Linked DNA regions of Homo sapiens: all the other regions are linked to region 1. The links are chromatin loops, found by intact Hi-C in ENCODE. Cell type or tissue: natural killer cell. All regions are shown on one strand. Region 1 overlaps VAV1 (vav guanine nucleotide exchange factor 1). Region 2 overlaps INSR (insulin receptor). Region 3 overlaps TNFSF14 (TNF superfamily member 14).

Region 1 (5,000 bases):
CAGCCCCCGACAGGCCCCAGTGTGTGATGTTCCCCTTGGTTGAGGTTTGAATTACTGATGGCACTTTTGGCTATCATGAATCAAGTTGCTAGCTGGATATGGTGGCACATGCCTGTAGTCCTAACTCTTTGGAAGGCTGAGGCAGGAGGATTGCTTGAGCCCAGGAATTTGAGACTGCAGTGAGCTGTGATTGGGCCAGGCTGCACTCCAGCCTGGGTGACAGACTGAGACTGTCTCAAAAAAAAAAAAAAAAAAAAAAGGAAAGAAAAGAAAACAGAATCAAGCTGCTATGAACATTCTGTACAAGTCTTTGTATGGACATGTGCTTTCATTTCTCTTGAGTAAATGCCTGGTAATGGAATATATCGTATGATAGGTGCATGCTTAATGTTTTAAGAAAACTTACCAGGCCAGTCACGGCGGCTCATGCCTGTCATTCCAGCACTTTGGGGAACTGAGGCGGGAGGATTGCTGGAGCCTAGGAGTTTGAGACCAACCTGACCGACATAGTGAGGCTCTGTTTCTTAATTTTTTTTTTTAATAAGAAGAAAATGTACCAACTTTTCTTCCTTTGTGCTGGAATTGCAAGGTAAAAAAATAATAGTAATAACAAGGAAAACGTACCAACTTTTCCAAAGTGGATCTGCCATGTGATGTTCCTGCCAGCTGCTCAGCATGCTTCTCTTCTTTGCTTCACTATCTGTCTCATTTTTTTTTTTTGAGATGGGGTCTTGCTCTGTTGCCCAGGCTGGAGTGCAGTGGCATGATCTCGGCTCACTGCAACCTCTGCCTCCTGGGTTCAAGCGATTCTCCTTCCTCTGCTTTCCAAGTAGCTGGGACTACAGGCGTGTTCCACCACACCCAGCTAATTTTGTATTTTTAGCAGAGACAGGTTTCACTATATGTTGGCCAGGCGCGTCTCAAACTCCTGACCTCAAGTGATCAACCCACCTCAGCGTCCCAAAGTGCTGGGATTACAGGCATGAGCCACCACACCCAGCTTCTTTTTTTTGTTTTGTTTTGTTTTTTGTTTTTTTGAGACATCCTCGGTCTGTTGCCCAGGCTGTGCAGTGGCGTGATCTCGGCTCACTGCCACCTCCGCCTCCTGGGTTCAAGCGATTCTCCTGCCTCAGCCTCCAGAGTAGCTGGGATTACAGGCGCCTGTCACCACGCCTGGCAAATTTTTGTGTGTGTGTGTGTGTGCAGTCGGGGTTTCACCATGTTGCCCAGGCTGGTCTTGAACCCCTGACCTCAAGTGATCCGCCCGCCTCAGCCTCCCAAAGTGCTGGGATTACAGGCGTGAGCCACCGCACCCAGCCGCTCACCATCTCTTTGTCGCCTGCATGGCACCATTCTCTCCTGTACCACCCCAAAGCCTTACCAGGTGCCTCCTGCATTTAACCAGGTCCCATAGCTCTCTGTGCTTCCCGGCACACCCTCTCACCACCCTCATCATCAATTATTCACCTTGCTGACTGCTTAGTGTTTGTCTCCTGGCTGGATTACATAAGCCCTGTAAGGGCAGAGCTCTGTTTGTCTTGATCACCATTAGGTTCTGGTGCTTGGCATACAGTAGGCATTCCACACATGCTTGCTGAATTAATGCATGACCGGGTCTGGGGTGCTGGGTTTCACACCAGGCTCTACCGCAAACATTGGGTCAAGTATTTTCATTCCCGACGTACAGATGAGTCAATTGAATCAACGGAAAGCAAAATGATCCCATCCAAGCTCCCTCAACTTGCCGGGCTGGTCTGGGAGTCGAACCAGATCTGCCTGACCCTCCCACCGGTGCTGAAAAGTGGAGTGTGTGCTGGGGTGGTAGGGGATGGGGCAGAAGAGAGACGGGCTTCCTCACAGAAGGGTTTGAGGGCTAGGATGAGGCGTGCACACTCTGCACCCCTGCTTCGGAGCTTTGAAAGGGTGCACAGCACACCCGCCCTCTCTGGGAACCCTCGGGAGCTTGAGGTTGCCTGATGAAGGGGCTGATGGGTTGAACGCAAAGGGCCCCTCCACCCACCCTTTTTTCTATCTCCCCAACCAAGCCCTGGTAACAGGCATTTCCGGTTTCCGGCCGGCTCCCTGGTGCTGGGGTGGGGGTGGGGAGTTGATTGCTGCCGTCGTGCTTGGCTCTGGGTCCCCTTCTCCCAGACCCCAGAGGCCTCTGTCCCTGCACACTGCTTCCCCGAAGGAGCGTGGAAAGCCAGCCGACCTTTCTGGCTCTTTCTTCATCTTGGGCAGGGGTTTTGTTGATGGGAGGCTGGCTGGCAAATGGGGAAGAATGAACCTCAGGGTTCACCGCAGTGCGCCTGGGTGCTGATTTGCATATGGGCACGATGCCAGCACAGTGGGTGCCCGCCTCTTCCTGGAGGAAGGAAGAGGGGCACTGAGGGGGGTTGCCCCCAGCAGGGAGGAACCGTCCTCATAATGCCTCTCCTACGTTTGTTTAAAGGACCATCATTCTCAGCAAACTATAGCAAGGACAAAAAACCAAACACCGCATGTTCTCACTTATAGGTGGGAATTGAACAATGAGAACACATGGGCACAGGAAGGGGAACATCACACACAGGGGACTGTTGTGGGGTCGGGGAAGTGGGGAGGGATAACATTAGGAGATATACCTAATGCTAAATGAGGAGTTAATGGGTGCAGCACACCAACATGACACATGTATACATATGTAACAAACCTGCACGTTGTGCACATGTACCCTAAAATTTAAAGTATAATAATAATAAAATTAAAAAAAATAAAGGACCTCCTGTCCTTTGCCACTTTCTCACACTCTTCAGGCGACCAGGAAGTCCTTTCTGGTGGTCTAACTGCAGTCACTGCTGCTGTCTGATGGAGCCCCTTTCTTTAGCTGGCCCCACCGCAGCCCGGAGAGGGGATGAATCATGCCCCCTTTCCCCTCTTTGAGGCATCACATGACTGGAAGGAAGCTGTCTCCGGGTTCAGCTGATCTCCCTGAGGTCAGGAGGGAACTTCCTCCCTCGAGCCACAGACACAGCCATCTGCTCTATTGTCTCTGGTGATCTGCCTGCCCATGAGCGCCCTCATTATGCCACTCTCTAAGAGGCACCAGGAGCAGCTTAGTGTGGTTCAAAGAGGCAGTGTTGTACAGAGGTTAGAGGCACAGACTTTGGGATCCAGTGCTGGTATCTGGTTCTCCATTCCTATCTGTGTGGTCCGGGATGGGCAGTATCCCCTCTCTGAGCCTCAGTTGTTTCCTCTGTCAAAGGGAGATTTATTCATTCGACAGATTTTATTGAGCATCTACTATGTGTCAGACATGGTACTAGGTATTGAGGTCCTCTATTTACCCAAAGGAGTTGAACATTTATGTCCACACAAAAACTTACACTCAAGTCTTTGTAGCGGCTTTATTCATGATTGCTGAAACTGGGAGGCAACAAATTGTCCTTCGGTAGATGAATGCGATGTAGGGCAAGGCAAGCCCTAAATTGGGGCTCAGCCTGGGACGGTTCTTTGTTTTGCCCAGGAAAGAATTCCAGGGCGAGCTGGAGGTGTTAGACAGTAGCTTTTACTGAAGTGAAAGTGCATAGCGGCAGTTGCAGAAGTCCTGCTCCTCGCAGAGCAGGGCTACCCCACAGGCTGTGAGCCCGGAGTAATCAGGGTTGCAGTCATCTTTGTACCCACTTTAATTATATGCAAATTAAAGGGCAGATTATGCAAATTTCTAGGAAAAGGGTGGTAACTTCTGGGTTGTCGGGTCATTGCCTTGGGAAAGGAGTAGTAGCTGCTGGTGTTACCATCACAATGGCAAACTGCCATGGCACACTGGTGGGCATGTCTTATGGAAAGGTGCTTCTGCTCCAGCCCTGTTTTAGCTAGTCCTCAATTTGGTCCGTTGTCTGAGCCCCACCTCCAGAGTCAAGTTCCACCTACTTCCTCGTATGGATAAATAAGCTGTGGTGCATCCAGACAATGGAATATTATTATTATTATTAGAGATGGACTTTTGCCCTTGTTGTCCAGGCTAGAGTGCAATGGTGTGGTCTCGGCTCACTGCAACCTCTGCTTCCCAGGTCCAAGCTGTTCTCCTGCCTCAGCCTCCTGAGTAGCTGGGTTTACTGGCACCTGCCACCACACCTGGCTAATTTTTGTATTTTTAGTAGAGATGGGATTTCACCATGTTGGCCAGGCTGGCCTCAAACTCCTGACCTCAGGTGATCCAGCCACGTCGGCCTCCCAAAGTGCTGAGATTACAGGTGTGAGCCACTGCTCCCAGCGCAGACAATGGAATATTATTCAGCACTGAAGAGAGATGAGATGAGCTCTCAAGCCATGAAGAGACACGCAGGAACCCCAAATGCATATTACTAAGTGAAAGAAGCCAGTCCCAAAAGGCTACATACTATATGATACCAGCTATGTGATGTTTCAGAAAAGGCAAAACTGTAGAAGCAGTAAAAAGATCAGTAGTTGTCAGAGGTTAGTGGAAAGGGGGTATGGATAGGCAGAGCATGGAAGCTTTCCACGGCAGTGAAAATACTCTCTATGACACTATAATAGTGGATACCCATCATCATACATGTGTCCAAATCCAGAGAATGTGACGCACGGCAGGCAAGCCCCAAAGTGGGGCTTAGCCTGTGAGGCTTCTTGGTTTCACCCAAGAAGCCTCACAGGCTAAGGAAAGAATTCAAGGGTGATTCCAGTGGTAGGGTAGACGAAAACAGCTTTATTGCCGTGGCAGTGTTACAGCTCCATGACTGCTCTTGCAGGGCTACCCCACAGGCTGAGAGTAGCAGCTCAGGGCAGTTTGGCGGTCCTATTTATATTTATTTATTTATTTATTTAGAGACAGAGTCTTGCTCTGTCGCCCAGGCTGGAGTGCAGTAGTGCAATCTCAGCTCATTGCAACCTCTGCCTCCCAGGTTCAAGCAATTCTCCTGCCTCACCCTTCTGAGTAGCTGGGATTACAGGCGCGTGCCACCACGCCTGACTAACTTTTGTATTTTTAGTAGAGATGA
Region 2 (5,000 bases), 380 kb after region 1:
TCCTCTCGGCTGCCCCCCAGACCCACATCCAGAACTCACTTGCTGGAATTCATCGTGTACCCGGAGGGACACTCAGGGATGCACTTGTTGTTGTGAATGACGTACTGGTGGCAGCCCTGCCTCCGCGAGTTCTTGCATTTGTGGTGCAGGTCCTGGCAGAAGCTGAAGTTCACACAGCGCCAGTCCTGGAAGTGGTAGTACGGGGGCGGGCAGGTCTCCACACACCTGCCGTCCAGGTAGAAGTTGCGGCAGGCCACGCACTTGGTGGGGTCGTCGGGCTGAGAACAGTTGCCCAGGCACTCGCTGTGGCAACAGAGGCCTTCGGCGGTGCAGCCGTGTGACTTACAGATGGTCGGGCAAACTGGAGAGAGAGAGAGAGAGAGAGGGAAATAAATAAATAAATAAATAAATAAATAAATAAATAAATAAATGGCTTTGTCCAATTCCTGTCTGCATATGCAGCAATTCTGGATCAGACAGTGAAAGCCAACCAAACACTAACAGTAAAAGCGGCACGTCTACATCATTACCCACATGTCAGACACATCTATTAACTGGTTTAAGCCTCCAAACCATTGGTGAGCTTGTAAATGTTTAACAGCTGCCTGAGGGAGGGGCCCAGGGAGGCCCAGATTTATATAGCATTTGCCGATTTCCATGGTGTAAATATTCCTACCAGTGGTGGATTTCAGGCCACCAACATGAAGTTACTAAACATAAGCTGACAAAAGATACACAGTAGCATTCCTCTAAGTAGTATTTATAAGTATACACAAAATGTATCTACTATTGACACAAAAGTAGTAAATAACCTCAACAGCACAAATAATAGGAAAACATCGTATGATATTAGGAGGTGGTGAGTTTTGAGTATTTGTTACTTTTAAAAAGCTTTGTTAATTTAAAAACTTTTGTTTTTAATGTAATTTGTTTAACTGTAGGTTTATGTAATTTTTATGAATATCTATGTTTAACAAATGGCTCACAAATTGCCTGAAAATTTCACCACTGGCTCCAGCAAGCCAACTCCAGCATGCTGCTGCACCCCACATGTGAAGTAGATACACTGTTAGCTCCTTTATTTTTTTGTTTTACAAATGGGGAAACTGAGGTACAGGGAGGTTAAGTAACTTGCCCCCAAACCACTGATTGCTTCAACAGACATTTGCTTGCACTAATCTAGATACTGTGGCCACTGTGGGGAAAAAAGTGGCTGCAGATCCTGCCTTTGGGAGCACAAGGTCTAATGGAGGAGACATGTTAGTTACTTAAACATGCAAATGTGGCTCGGTGTGGTGGCTCACGCCTGTAATCCTAGCAATTTGGGAGGTCGAGGCGGGTGGATCACCTGAGGTCAGGAGTTTGAGACCAGCCTGGTCAACATGGTGAAACCCTGTCTCTACTAAAAATACAAAAATTAGCTAGGTGTGCTGGTGCATGCCTGTAATCCCAGCTGCTCAGGAGGCTGAGGCACGAGAATCACTTGAATCTGGGAGGTGGAGGCTGCAGTGAGCCATGATCGTGCCACTATACTCCAGCCTGGGCAACAAGTGCAAAATTCTGTCAAAAAAAAAAAAAAAAAAGAGAGAGAGAGACAAAGAGAGAGAGAAAAGGAAGGAAGGAAGGAAAAAAAAAAGGCTGGTTGTGGTGGCTCATGCCTGTAATCCTAGCACTTTGGGAGGCCAAGGTGGGCGGATCACCTGAGGTCAGGAGTTTCAGACCAGCCTGGCCAACATGGTGAAACCCCATCTCTACTGATGATACAAACAATTAGCCGGGTGTGGTGGTGGGCGTCTGTAATCCCAGCTACTCAGGAGGCTGAGGCAGGAGAATCGCTTGAACCTGGGAGGGGAGGTTGCAGGGAGCCGAGATCATGCCACTGCACTCCAGCCTTGGTGACAGAGGGAGACTCTGTCTCAAAACAAAAAATGAAACAAAACAAAAAATAAGAAAGAAAGTTGGGGAGTGTTCTTCACCCCAAATCCCCAGACTGTGATTCTCAGCACAGTGGATCCCACCGGCCAAACTCAGGGAACAGAAGTGGCCCCAGAAGCTACATCCATATATGAACAGCACCATCTGGTCGAAATTTCTGCGATGACGGAAATGTTCTCTATCTGGGCCATCCAACATAGTAGCCACTTCTCCCCTGTGGCTTCTGAATGTGCTTAGTGCAACTAGGAAATCCAATTTTTTTTTTAATTGTGGTAAAATACACATAGCATAAAATTCACCATTGTAATCATGTTTAAATGTATAGTTCAGTGGTATTAAATACTTTTATGTGGCTATGCAACCATCACCACCACCCATCTCCAGAACTTTCTCACCTTAACCAAACTGAAACTCTGCCCCCATGAAACAGTCACACTCATCCTCCTCCCCAACTCCTGGCACCTGCCATTTTACTTTCTTTTTCTTTTCTTTTTTTTTATTTTTATTTTTTGAGATGGAGTCTTGCTTTGTTGCCCAGGCTGGGGTGCAGTGGCGCGATCTCAGCTCACTGTAACCTCTGCCTCCCGGGTTCAAGTGATTCTCCTGCCTCAGCCTCCAGAGTAGCTGGGATTACAGACGCCCACCACCACACCCAGCTAATTTTTGTATTTTTAGTAGAGATGGGGTTTCACCATGTTGGCCGGGCTGGTCTTGAACTCCTAACCTCGTGATCCTCCTGCCTCAGCCTCCCAAAGTGCAGGGATTACAGGTGTGAGCCACTGCGCCCGACATCCCATTTTACTTTCTGTCTCTGTGACTCTGATGACTCTAGGAACCTCATATAAGTGGAATAATATAGGATTTATTCTTTTTTAAAAAATTTATTTTGAGATGGAGTCTCACTCTGTCACTCAGGCTGGAGTGCAGTGACTCGATCTCGGCTCACTGCAACCTCCACCTCCTGGGTTCAAGGAATTCTCCTGCCTCAGCCTCGAGTAGCTGGGATTACAGGTGCCCACCACCACACCCCGCTAATTTTTTTGTATTTTTAGTAGAGACGGGGTTTCACCGTGTTGGCCAGGCTGGTCTCGAACTCCTGACCTCAAGTGATCCACTCACCCTGGCCCCCCAAAGTACTGGAATTACAGGTGTGAGCCACTGTGCCCAGCCTAGCTGCAGTATTTTACATTCCCACCAACAGTGTACCAGGGCTCCAATTTTTACCAAGGAACAAAACTTTTAACTGCATTTCATTTTAATTTCAGTTTAAAATTTTTAAAAAGTTTTACATTGATACAGAATATTTTACACATTTATGGGGTACTTGTGATATTTTGTCATATGGATAAAATGTGTAACGATTTCTTTTTTGGGTGTGTGATGGGGTCTGGCTCTGTCACTTAGGTTCTGGGGTACAGTGACACAGTGACAGTTCACTGCAGCCTCAATCTCCTGGGCTCAGGTGATCCTCCCACCTCGGCCTCTTGGGTAGCTGGAATAATGGACATGCGCCACCACGCCCAGCTAAGTGTTTAATTTTTTGTAGAAATGGGGTCTCACTATGTTGCCCAGGCTGGTCTCGAACTCCTGGCTCAAGCGATCCTCCCACCTCAGCCTCCCAAAGTGCTGAGATTACAAGTATGAGCCACTGTGCCTGACACAATTCCAATGTTTACTAGCCACAGATGACTACCGTCTCCCAGACGAGACAGTTCAGGCATACAGAATAAAAGCCAACTCCCTACAGGCCTTGGGGGGTCTAATCCCTGCCAGTCTTGCTAAATTCTTCTCCCAGGCTGGCCTCCTTTCTGCACCTCCCACCCACACACACCCAGGCTCAGCCCTACCTTAGGACCTTGCACAAGCTGTTCTGGGTGGAGCACCCTGGTCCCTTGTCCCCTTGTGACTTGCTCCTTTGCATCCTTCAGGTCCTTACACAGATCTTCCCTGACTTCCCCAGCAGAAGTCGCCCTTCCTGCTCCATTCATAAGCTAACACATTATCTCATTACATTTTCCTTATGGCATGGATCACTCTTGAAAATTATCTTGGGGCTGGGCGCGGGGGCTCACACCTATAATCCCAGCACTTTGGGAGGCTGAGGTGGGTGGATTATTTGAGGTCAGGAGTTCAAGACCAGCCTGGCCAACATGGTAAAACCCCGACTCTACTAAAAATACAGAAATTAGCTGGGCGTGGTGGTGGGCGCCTGTAATCCCAGCTACTCAGCTACTCAGAAGGCTGAGGCACAAGAATCACTTGAACCTGGGAGGTGGAGGTTGCAGTGAGCTGAGATCCACTGCACTCCAGGCTGGCTGACAGAGTGAGACTCCGTCCAAAAAAAAAAAAAAAACAAGAATATTAGGAAGTTCTAATAGGGCTAAGCACAGTGGCTGATGCTTGTAATCCCAGCACTTTGAGAGGCTGAGGTGGGTGGACCACTTGAGGTCAGGAGTTCAAGACGACCAGCCTGACCAACATGGTGAAACCCGTCTCTACTAAAAATACAAAAATTAGTCGGGTGTGGTGGTGCTTGCCTATAATCCCAGCTACTCGGGAGGCTGAGGCAGTAGAATCGCTTGAACGCAAGAGGAGTTTGCAGTGAGTCAAGATTGTGCCACTGAACTCCAGCCTAGGTGACAGAGCGAGACTCTATCTCAAAAAAAAAAAAAAAAAAAAAAAGGGAGGGGGGATTGTTAATAAGAGTCCCTTCCTTCCTTCTTAAGGCTGTTGCAAGAAATAAACAGGATGACGTCAGTAACACATCAGATTCTTTGATAGAGACATTTTTAGGCTTGATAGAAATTAACTACAGAGGGTATCTATAATTATCATAATTATCAACATCATTAACACTGATCTGTCTGTGGGAACCTGAGGGCTGAAATTCAATTGAAGGAAGCAATATACAAGGCAGACAACAATGATCCAGGACCCACGGAGTTCCAGCACTCTGGCAAGGAAACACACACACAAGAGGAAGGGGCTTGTTTCCTGGGCTGGAGCCACTTCAGAGGGTCAGCCCTTTCATTCAAAAGAGGCGTCATCAATGGCCTAACACAAAC
Region 3 (5,000 bases), 140 kb before region 1:
TTTTTTTTTTTGAGACGGAGTCTCGCTCTGTCACCCAGGCTGGAGTGCAGTGGAGCGATCTCGGCTCACTGCAACCTCCGCCTCCTGGGTTCACACCATTCTCCTGCCTCAGCCTCCCGAGTAGCTGGGACTACAGGCACCTGCCACCACGCCCGGCTAATTGTTTTGTATTTTTAGTAGAGACGGGGTTTCCCTGTGTTAGCCAGGATGGTCTCGATCTCCTGACCTCGTGATTCACCCACCTCGGCCTCCCAAAGTGCTGGGATGACAGGCGTGAGTCACCGCGCCCGGCCGAGAAATTTTGTAACATGCGTTGGAGAGGGCTCCAATCTCTACAGGGCTGGGAAGAAGAGTTTCCCATTCTGGAGGCAATTAACAAGGTTTAAGCAGAAATATAAAACCCAGCACGGACAGAGAAATTCACGGCCTAGAGGGCTGCAGTATCGGAAGAACAGAGGTAGATGTGCGGGGTAAGGGATGGGGATGAGGAGGAAAAGGGGCCACTCGGATCTTCTCAGGCTGGGAGGAGCCGTGCTGGGCAGCGCTGGGTCGCCAGGACTACTCCGCAGTCCCCCCGCCCCGCCTCCAGGCCCCGTCAGGCGCTGCAAGCCCAGCTCAGAAGCCCGGGCCCGGGACCAAGGTCACCGCAGCAGTCCGGGCCCCTGCGTTCTGAGCCGGGTGCGGACGCGCCGGTAGTCGGGGAAGTCAGGGTCTTTGACGCCTGAAGGCGCAGGAGCGGGGGTCCCTGGGGGAGAGGGTCCAGCACCGTCACCTCCCACTCCTCATCCGTGGGTTGGGGAGCCCCTGCTGTGGGGGAAGGAGGCTGTTTCGTTTGTAAACTGGCGGAGGAGTGGCCCCTGGGCCTGGCAACCCGAAGAGACACGCCTGAGACCCCCTGTAATAGAAAATCTGCACTAAAGGACTTTGAAGAAGTCCTTGCCCAGTCGTCTTGGGCAATATGGGTGACCTGACCCATGAAATTTAGACAGACACCAAACAGGACAATAGACACTAAACAGGACAATAGACACTAGGGTATATAGACAATTATGACAATTTTTATAGACAGACAAGGGGTGGGGGTCCCGTGATGGGATCAGTCAGATGCCCGCCTGGCCACTCCCCTTGTGAGGACTCAGGCTCCTCTTAGCTTTGGCAGGCCGGTATAAACGCCCGTTCAGATCCAGCTATGCTCAATGCTGCCCTAAGCCTTATGAGGTCACCACGGAACCACAGGTGAGGGCCCACTCGAACTCTGTAGCTTTTGCCGTGGAGCTACAAACTGAAAATTCAAGCGCGAGCCCTTGACCTCCACATTCACTCACTCACTCACACAGAGTTTATTACAATTCTTCAATACCCGTTTTAAAACAGAGGTCTCCTTGAGACCTCAACGAGAGGAGAAGAGATAGAGAGAGAGAGAAAGAAAGAGACTAGTCTTACAGAGATGCCTGACAGAAACCAGGACTCTGTCCTCCAGCATCCTGGAATTTGGACAGAGTCAGAGGGATGCCCTCATCAGAGCCGCTTCCCTCCCAGAGAAACAGAGTCAGACAGAAACCAGGACTCTGTCCTCCAGCGTCCTGGAATATGGACAGAGTCAGAGGGACGCCCTCATCAGGGCCACCTCCCTCCCAGAGAAACAGAGTCAAATCTGACTTACCTTCCCGGGACCAGACACTGAGGACTCAGGAGTTGAATTTGGTTGAGGACACCGGCAGCCGATCCGTTCCCCTCTGGAAGACGGTGGCCTACACGTCCCTGGAACGTCTTTAGGTGGCGCCTCCCCTATAAGCTCGCCGTCTGTCCAGGGGAGCCCGGAACGGGTCCAGATTTCACCCGGTGGCGGATCTCGCTGTGGCCTCCAAATGTTGTAACTGAGTGAGTTATAGAGAAATGCCACACTCTTAGACTAATTCAGGAGTCCTTTATTAGCCGGCGACTGAGAGACGGCTAGCGCTCAAAATTCTCTCCACCCCAAAGAAGGGGCTAGGTTTCTTTTTATACCTTGGTTTAGAAGGGGAAGAGGGAGCCGAGCTGAAGCAATTTTACAGAAGCAAAACAGGCAAGAAAGTGAAAAAGATAAATGGTAACAGAAAAACAAACAGTTCCAGGTGCAGGGGCTTTAAATCTATCACAAGGTGATAGACGCGGGGGCTTTGGGTGCTATCAACCGGACGAATTCCTGGGAATTGTGGATATAGCTTGTCACAGTATCTTATCAGTAATCGCATTCTTGGATGTGCTGGGAGTCAGCTTAAGTCCTTGAGGAAGGGGGGTGGGTGAGAGACTGCAAGCGAAGAAGCCAAAATAGAGTCTGCCTGGCCCTCTCAGCTAAGGGAGAGTCAATCACGTTAAACACAAGGTAGGGTATCACATTGGAATTACAGGCATGAGCCACTGCACCCAGCCGACATCACCATCCTTCCTGACTCTGAATTTATATACTACTAACCAGCAATCATTTTCCTCCACCTATTCAACACAGAAGTACCTAACAGTAAAAGATGAGAGATACCTATCTGGCATGTGAGAAAATGATATATAGCTACTGACGGGGATTTCCTTTGAGGATGCTGAGTAAACTTCGTGGTGTGTGCCTGCATTTCCACTGCAATCTATCACATGTGATGAGTTGTGGAATTTCCCACTTGTGGCATCACACTGGGGCTCAAAGAGTTTCAGATTTTGGAGCATGTTTTTTTGTTTTTTGAGATGGGAGCCTTGCTCTGTCACCCAGGCTGGAGTGCAGTGGTGTGATCTCAGCTCACTGCAACCTCAACCTCCAGGGTTCCTGCCTCAGCCTCCCGAGTAGCTGGGGTTACAGGTGCCCCCCACCACACCCAGGTAATTTTTTGTATTTTTAGTAGAGATGGGGTTTCGCCATGTTGGCCAGGCTGGTCTGGAGCTCCTGACCTCAGGTTATCCGTCCACTTTGACCTCCCAAAGTGCTGGGATTACAGGTATGAGCCACCACGCCCGGCCTAGATTTTGGAGCATTTTGAATTTGGGATGGTGAATCTGTACTGTTGTTCCTCTCCCCCCACAACCATCTTGCCGATGGGGAAACTGAAGCATTGAGAGGTGATGGAAATTGCTGGAGGTCATATAGCTGGTGAGTGGCAGAGTGGACTCAGAACCCAGGATCATCTGATTGCAAAATCTGTTTCCTTCATCTCTGTACTGTGCAACAATGACAAGAATACTATTGGCGATAACAACAATAACCCACAAATTTTGACTTGTCATTCACAACAACAACAAAACAATAATAACAATACATTCACCTCTGGGGTCGAAACCCATATCCTAGAATCCTAGGAACTAAGGATTCCCTCCAGCCACACTGCAGCAATGCTCATTTGCATAGACCCTCTAATTTGTATGCATATCATTATCTGCCCCCACCCAACCCACCAGCTCCCTGTGTTTTATGCTTCCAGCTGGCTTGGCGGATTGTCATTCTGTCCTGGATGTGTCTAATAAGGGCGTCTTGCGGGATGTAGCCTCTACTTCCTCAGGAATTGTGGATTGGAGAGGAAGCCAGATCCAGACGTGAGGTCTCTGGTTTCCCCCACATTTCCTGCATGGACTTGAGCCAACTGGGTCCAGGTTCCTCATCTGTAGAATGACCTCCATGGGTCATTACCTCCATCCCTCTGCCTCTAGGAGCCACCACTTGTTGCTGATGGTTGCCCCCCATCCGACTCCTCCCTTTCCCTGTGGGGCTCTTTAGGCCTGACAATTCCTCTCCACCCTTCTTCAGTTTGTTCCCCTAAGAACTAGACAGATCCAGGTACAACTATTTGCCATTTATTTCAAAGATCAGTGGTTAAGAGGCCCAGGGTTATGAACAAGGTCTGGTCCTCACCCCGAGATGTGTTAGTCTGGGCTGGGGAGGGCCCTCAGGCTGTGTGTATATGTGTGTAATGTTGTGTGTTTGTCATTGTGATGTGTGTGTGATGTGTGTGTCATTGTGATGTTGTGTGTGTGTAATGTTGTGTTTGTCATTGTGATGTGTGTGTAATGTGTGTTTGTCATCGTGATGTTGTGTGTGTAATGTGTGTTTGTCATCGTGATGTTGTGTGTGTAATGTGTGTTTGTCATTGTGATGTTGTGTGTGTGTAATGTGTATTTGTCATGGTGATATTGTGTGTGTGTATGTGTGTAACCAGGTCTGACTATAACTTGGTCTGTCTGTGTCTAATGTAATGAGTATTAATTACCAAGTGTGACGGTGACACCTCTGGGAGTGGCTGTGTAGCTGGGATGCTGTCTGAGTTTTGTGTGCTTGTGTTATAACATACACACAGTGCTGTGACTGTCTGTGATGCCGTCTGTGACTTCCATGTGATTGTGTGGTTGTGCATGAATCTGGCACTTCGCGTGTATGAGTCTATAGTTGTGAAAGAGTGGCTGAGATTATGCAGCCATGTGACAGATTTTGTGGGATGCCATAGGTGTGACTGTAGAGTCATTCTTCCTTCCTTTCAATCAGCAAGCATTTCCCTAGAGCATGCTTTGTGCCAGGCCCTGGGCCGGATGCCGGGGACAGATCCGTGGTGTCCTATTAGGGATGTCTATGCTTGGCAGTGATGAAATCAGCCATGGTGGTAGCATTTACACCATGGAAATTGGCAAACATTACAAAGCTGTCCCCCTCCCAGGACAGCTGGTTGTTAAACAGTTATGAGCACGCTGCCGTGCTCATGTATCTGAGTGTAACTCTTTGTGACCAGGCTGAGGTGTGGCCACCAGTCTGTGGGTGGGATCTGAGTATGTGGGGTGGGGCTGGGCTCTTCATGATGAGTCCCGATGATCAGTCTCCCGCCCACCCTGTCCGTACTCATGATGAGAGTAGGGAAGTGGATGAAGTTTCCCACCCCCAGCCAAGTCCCTGGAATCCCAAGCCCCACTTTCTTCTGAATCAAAAGCATAAATACCCACCCCTCACCCCTTCTTCCTGAATATCAGGCAAATCAACTTTACCCCATGTTTGG

The links. A loop is a pair of places that touch in the nucleus more often than their neighbours do. Peaks named below come from ENCODE experiments on the same cell type or tissue, not always from the same donor. Only the 100,000 strongest peaks of a DNase experiment are listed, where the experiment ranks them.
Region 2: a loop joins it to region 1, with 8 times the contacts of the local background. A loop is called at or near these places in 2 of 110 quality-filtered maps.
Region 3: a loop joins it to region 1, with 2.7 times the contacts of the local background. A loop is called at or near these places in 2 of 110 quality-filtered maps.

What each region holds. Positions count from the first base shown.
Region 1 is chr19:6,799,608-6,804,607 of GRCh38, forward strand. The region is part of intron 1 of VAV1 (vav guanine nucleotide exchange factor 1); the gene reads left to right. Among named protein-coding and RNA genes, the nearest start is that of VAV1, 29 kb to the left of the region's middle. RefSeq lists enhancers at 2,105-2,625, 2,416-2,485, 3,368-3,587. In natural killer cell, no CTCF peak of the experiment used is centred here; DNase peaks (open chromatin) are centred at 1,484, 2,034, 2,344, 2,964 and 1 weaker place; H3K4me3 peaks cover 2,061 bases; H3K27ac peaks cover 3,928 bases.
Region 2 is chr19:7,184,277-7,189,276 of GRCh38, forward strand. INSR (insulin receptor) reads right to left here. Exons shown (of 22, transcript NM_000208.4): 3 at 40-361. Among named protein-coding and RNA genes, the nearest start is that of INSR, 110 kb to the right of the region's middle. In natural killer cell, no CTCF peak of the experiment used is centred here; a DNase peak (open chromatin) is centred at 2,335; H3K27ac peaks cover 851 bases.
Region 3 is chr19:6,659,346-6,664,345 of GRCh38, forward strand. TNFSF14 (TNF superfamily member 14) reads right to left here. Exons shown (of 4, transcript NM_001376887.1): 4 at 1,908-5,000. Among named protein-coding and RNA genes, the nearest start is that of TNFSF14, 8.3 kb to the right of the region's middle. In natural killer cell, no CTCF peak of the experiment used is centred here; DNase peaks (open chromatin) are centred at 2,606 and 4,416; H3K27ac peaks cover 3,213 bases.